Regions from separate parts of the Homo sapiens genome. Here region 2 is linked to region 1. A link is a loop called in an ENCODE intact Hi-C map of the cell type or tissue named here. Cell type or tissue: PC-3. All regions are shown on one strand. Links, peaks and the distances in the headings refer to the core of each region. The heading gives the core; the rest is flanking DNA. Region 1 overlaps FARP1 (FERM, ARH/RhoGEF and pleckstrin domain protein 1). Region 2 overlaps FARP1 (FERM, ARH/RhoGEF and pleckstrin domain protein 1).

Region 1 (2,814 bases), core at 203-2,702:
AAATGCTGATATGTGACTTTCTACAGCCAGTTAAGGAATACATCTGTTTCCCAGAGGTTAAGAGAAAGATTCTGACCAAACTAGAAAAATTAAAATATGGCCAGGTGTGATGGCTCCCACCTGTAATCCCAGCACTTTGGGAGGCCAAGGCGGACGGATCACGAGGTCAGGAGATCAAGACCATCCTGGTCAACATGGTAAAAGCCCGTCTCTACTAAAAACACAAAAATTGGCTGGGTGTGGTGGCAGGCACCTATCGTACCAGCTACTTGGGAGGCTGAGGCAGAAGAATCGCTTAAACCCAGGTGGAGGAGTTTGCAATGAGCTGAGATCGCACCACTGCACTTCAGCCTAGAGACACAGCAAGACTCCGTCTCAAAAAAAAAAAAGAGAAAAAGAAAAATATGAATGGAGGAGACATGTGAAAACGAACAATGGCATTAATTCTACTTGTAAAATAAACTCACACTCACTCTAACAGTCAGCAAACATTTAATTAGCAGCTACTATATGCCAGGTGCCATGCTAGATGCTGGGGATATAGACAGAACAGGCAGGCAGTTGGACGTGCATGTCATTACTACTATTTAGTTAAGCTCTTACTACATGTCAAGAATTGCTCCAAACACTTTGTGTCACCTCTTTTTTTATTCTCATATAGTATAAAGTCGAGTTTATTATTAGCCTCATTTTATCGATACAGACAGGTTAAATAACTTGTTCACGCTGCACAACTCTCAGTAGGAGATGCTGGGATTTGAACCCAGGCTCCCTTGTGCATCTGACAGGTATATGAGTAAAGTGGTCTGCAGGAAGGAAGAAAAAGCCCTGCTTGAGAGAGTAGGCATCCAGGTAAAACTGATAGGGCTTTTAAGAATGCACAGGAGTTTATTAGAGAGCATGAGAAAGGTTCCTTCCAGACAAAGGGCTTATAAATGCAAAGCATAAGCCATCAGAAATTATGAAGAAAAATCATTTTAAAAGATAAAAACACATTTCTATTACTACTTCTTGGGCAGGGAGTTCCTGGATAGCTGCTAAATAGTAGCTAGGAATGGGGTCTTGACTTTCTTTGGTTTCAAGAAGAACTGCAGGTGAGCACAGTCCAACGATCCCTGGAGTGAGTGCACACAAGAGCAGCATTTGCCAGTTCCACAGTCCAACCCACTCAGAAACACCGTGTAATAGAATGTGTGTGCTAGAAACCTGGGCTCAGAAGTCCTTCACAGTGCTCAACAGGAAACACTGAAACGAAACACCTCACTGAACCAGTCTGGCAACAAAGACAAAAAAGTGGGTGAGGTGGCGCACATACGGACCACGTGTGCCAGGAGGCCCAATTCTAACTGCATGGCAGGGGCTCTCCTCAACAGTCTATGATTTTAGCAGATGAGCAATAGCTTTGTTCACCAAAATACAAAGCTGTCCCAAGTCCTTGAAAGATACAAATTCCACAAGAAAATCAGAAAACACAAAGGTTGTTTGCAGTGCGCAATAAATTGGTGGTTTTAAGCATAGCTGTTCTGAGTTTATCTTTTCCTGAGACATTTAATGTTAGTTCATGTGCTCTGAGCAATGTTCTTTGAAATAAATATAATTCGCTGACTCATATCCCATAAGTGATTAAATGATGGGTTACCAACGTTAATGCCGACTACTAAATTCCAGCCCCTCTAGCCAACAGGAATGACACACAGATCATCTCTATGTTAAAAACAGGTGTGCTCCCAGAGTTTGTTTGTAAGTTGGCTGCTTGGAATTCAAGAGTTATCTTCCTCCTCCACAAACAATATTAGACATGGTATTTGATACTCCAGACAGAAAACCCAAAATACTAGATCCGAGGAGTGTTAAGAGTTCTCTGGACTGAGCCGATGAGAGGGAGTGGGCCTGCTGCTTAGCCAGCCAGACACTCCCACTTCCTCTCCTGCCGGGAATAAGATGTGCACCAGCTGCACGAAGCAGGCGGCAGCTTCTCATCCTCCCGCAGGAGCGATCTGAGGAGGAGGCTGGGAGAGGCCAGGCAGGGGCTCGGAGAAGAACAGCAGAAGTGAGGAGCACCAGAGGTTCCAGCGGCTCCAACGGCTCCAGCTGCTGAGGGGCCCAGGCTGCCGGCTCCTCCTGTGACACCTCCGGCCCCCAGGCTGCTCTGTCCAGGGCCCTGCGGTGGCAGGGCCTCCCCATCTCTAGGGCTGCCATATGGCAGGCTCGGAAGGAGGCTTTTCGATACTCCCACACCTGCCCTGTGGGGTTGCATGCACAGGCTCTCCTGATTCCCTCACATGAAAACACACGTGGCTCTTTAATGATGCTCTCGGGACTGTTCTTGCCAGTAACCGGGACTTGAGTTCGACAGCCCCCCTGCCACAAACACACACGCACAAGCACCAATGTGAGAGAGGAATTGTCTATGACCAGTAAATTAAACTGGGATCCAGCCACAAGACCACTCTTCCCTCCAGTTACATATATATACATAACATATACATATGCACTTAGATTACATATATATATTTGAATGAAAGTTCATAGTAAAATTCAAGTGCCGAGGCCACTGACATCACTATGTGGGTGGTTCAAGCATAAATCTAGACACTGGAGAGCTCGAAACCAGAACGGGTCAGCGGGGCCATTGGGGGGCGGGGAGGGAGGTGCTGAACATGCAGGACCTCCAGCCGCCTCATGTCACTGGCCATGGGAATGAGCCGAACCTCCTCACACCAAAGGCTGTCCCCTACCACACTCCTGGGTTACAGATAAGCCCCCAACTTACTGGAACTTCAAATGCCTCCTGGGTGTCATCCAGCATCTGGA
Region 2 (2,814 bases), core at 196-2,695, 87 kb before region 1:
CCCCTGGTTTCAAAGCACCCACAGCTGCAGATAAGAGCTGCTCCTGCCCCTACTCTGGTCCCAAGGGATCAATATCAACCATGCTACCTCATCGACCTCAATCTCTCAGCAAGGAGAAATGCATCCCACAACTGAGAACTAATGGCTTCCATTCTCACCCCAATGGGATCCTGAAGAAGTTCCTCTTTGCTCTTCACCTTGCCTTTCCTTGATCTCTCCAGACAACGATGTTATAGGTAAAAATTCCTCAAATGCCCAGACCTTGGTCAGTGCTAGCACCCAGGCTAGGTTGGTGCTAGGAGAGAGGGCTGCAGTGCTTTTTGCCTGAGCACGCCCAGGAAGGGTGAAGTGTGGCAAAGCTGATCTGCCCCGGACAGGGAGAAGCAGCTCTCGGAAAAAGAAAGTGACCATCTTTGGCCACTGGTGTGGGCAGGGGTGAAAAAAAAGATGAGTGTGGGAGGTTGAAAATATAGCAACTGGGGAAAATGGAGGAATGAATGTGAGCTAGAAAAGAATTTTTTGATATGGGTAAGATTACAGGCATAAGCTGGCACTTGCCATTCATGGTAGATTTTACAAAAGTGGTGGAAAGAGAGTTCATTCCACGTGTTTGCCCCATTATTCTGGAGGTTTGATTATGGCTTTCCATTAAAGAGCAGAGTTAACAGCTAACTTGGTGGCCCCTGCTTTTGTGCCAAAATGTGGCAGCTAAGTCAGCCCAATTCATGGAAAGTTCCTTTTTGCTTCCTACTTCTATGCAGGGAAGTTAATGGGTACAGAGCCAGTCTGTGTACGGGGTCAATTTTGAGGTGTGTCTACACCAAGTATTCCTTAAAAGGAATCAGGTTTCCTTAGGGGAAAAAAAAAATGATCATGAATTTTAAAGTCGACAGACAGGATGATCTGTTTTGTTTGAGAAATCCGGTCACCCGAATTAACAAGGCTGTTGCACGCATCCTCCATGCCCTGGCTTTGGCTCAGAGGACAGTCTTTACTTTCTGCTTTTTAAAGAAGTCTGAGCCATACACCACCGAGTACGTGTACACTTAAATAAACATAAAAACACTGGCTTCTTAAGGCAAGTTAAGTATCCCTCTGTGTGTTTTCAATGTACTACCATTTTGGGGACTTGATTTCCCCCCAAAAGCCCGAAAGGTTTATACGATCAAAACACCTCTTCTTTAGGTTCTATCCCCTCTAAAATATTAAATGCACAGTATTATCTAGAAAACGCTGAGCTTTCAACAATCCAAGTCCCAGGAATGTAGAAAGACATAAACAAAATGGAAAAGTAAACAAATGCCAAGCTCCTAAGTCACTGCCAGGAAAATTCTAACAGAGAGAAGAGAACGAGCCACACATTTTTAATGTGGCTCAGAAAACCCACACCTCCGCAGAAGGCTTGACTTCAGGCTTCTCTCACTTGCCAGCAACCTCATACAATAGAAGCTCTGTTTCTGCCAAGCAGACCTGTCTGACTTCTCCACCTCTTCACCTACAGAACTTTCAGATGGTAAACAGACGTGGAAAGTGACACGTGGACCAGAGAAAGCCCTACAAGTCCAACAGAGAGAAAGAAAAAAGTGCATTAAAGTGGCCAGGAGCTGGTCAATGTACTTGCCCAGGGCTCCTCCAGGTGGGGGCTGGCATGAGCTCTGCATTACTGACATTTGAGCAGGTGTTCCTTTGTTGGGGGCAGGGTGGACTGTCCTATGCCTTGTAGGATGATCAGCAGTGCCTTGGCCTCTTTCCTCAAGATGCCATTAGATGACAACCAAAGCAGTCTCTGGACCCAGCTCGATGTCCCCTGGATGGCGCAATGGCCCCAAGTTGATGACAGCTGGTCTGGACCAACAACAGGATCACCAATTCCAGGGTTGGAGAGACCTGAGAGATCATCCAGGCAGGGGCTTTGTCATTTGGGATGCATTAATGGAGTCCCTTAAAGGGTAACTCTCCAAGGCCATGGAGCCCCCAAGTCGGCAGCAGCACAGAAGACAGAAGCCTCAGTGCCTGACCAGGCCAACATTTTTGGAGAAGTCTATTTTCAAAGAAAACTGGACATTAAGTGCCCCATATATATTTGAAACCATCATTTGGTAAAGCAAGTAATATTCATAATGCTGTTCTTTCTATATTTTAGAAAAAAAGTACAGAGGGGACGGGGAAGGGTGGCCCTGCTGGGCGGAGCAGAGAAGTGGCTTCACCTGCAGAGATGGAAGAGCTGATGAAGCCACCGGCAAGAGGGCACAGTCAGAAGGCAAGACCCTTTTACATGTACAGAACACATTTTGTATATGTTTATAAAACTGCTGTTATATAATGTAACATTTTCCCTGGAAATCAATCCACTCAAAAAGAATACGCGGACATCCTGGGTACCAAACCAAGAGGGCTCCCAAAGCATCTGCCCAGCTCTCTTCACTGCCGGTTAGAACGATGATAGAGATGTGGTTGGATGACTGCTACCAAGGCTGAGAGAGACACGGGGTCCGTGCAAACGACAGTGGCCCAGGGCCCCAAGGAACAGTTCCCAGTGACCTCTAAGTGACTAACGTGAAAGCCTGTCGTCCCCACACTACTCGAGGCCAACCCCATAAGGCAGCATGGACGGACTGTCTTCTCACTCCAGACCTCCTAACCTAACACCAACTTTCTCTTTGCCTCAATAAATATCTTAATCTAGATACAGTGCTCTCAGGGGAAAGGGTGTGGCCAAATTCTGTGTGTGGTTGGCTCTTGGCCTATTACTGGGACTGAGAGGGAGTGTTTTAATAAATTCTTTAAACATTATTTGGGGGAACATTAGAAACT

What was found. Peaks named below come from ENCODE experiments on the same cell type or tissue, not always from the same donor. Only the 100,000 strongest peaks of a DNase experiment are listed, where the experiment ranks them.
Region 2: it touches region 1 in a loop (10-fold over the local background); 3 of 110 quality-filtered maps call a loop at or near these places.

Annotation. Positions count from the first base shown.
Region 1 is chr13:98,213,373-98,216,186 of GRCh38, reverse strand. It overlaps FARP1 (FERM, ARH/RhoGEF and pleckstrin domain protein 1), which reads right to left. Exons shown (of 27, transcript NM_005766.4): 2 at 2,774-2,814. Among named protein-coding and RNA genes, the nearest start is that of MIR3170, 6.3 kb to the right of the region's middle. In PC-3, for the core only: no CTCF peak of the experiment used is centred there; DNase peaks (open chromatin) are centred at 1,276 and 1,646; H3K4me3 peaks cover 1,754 bases; H3K27ac peaks cover 2,500 bases.
Region 2 is chr13:98,300,020-98,302,833 of GRCh38, reverse strand. All of the region lies in intron 2 of FARP1 (FERM, ARH/RhoGEF and pleckstrin domain protein 1), which reads right to left. Among named protein-coding and RNA genes, the nearest start is that of MIR3170, 93 kb to the right of the region's middle. In PC-3, for the core only: no CTCF peak of the experiment used is centred there; DNase peaks (open chromatin) are centred at 953 and 1,433; H3K4me3 peaks cover 1,790 bases; H3K27ac peaks cover 2,312 bases.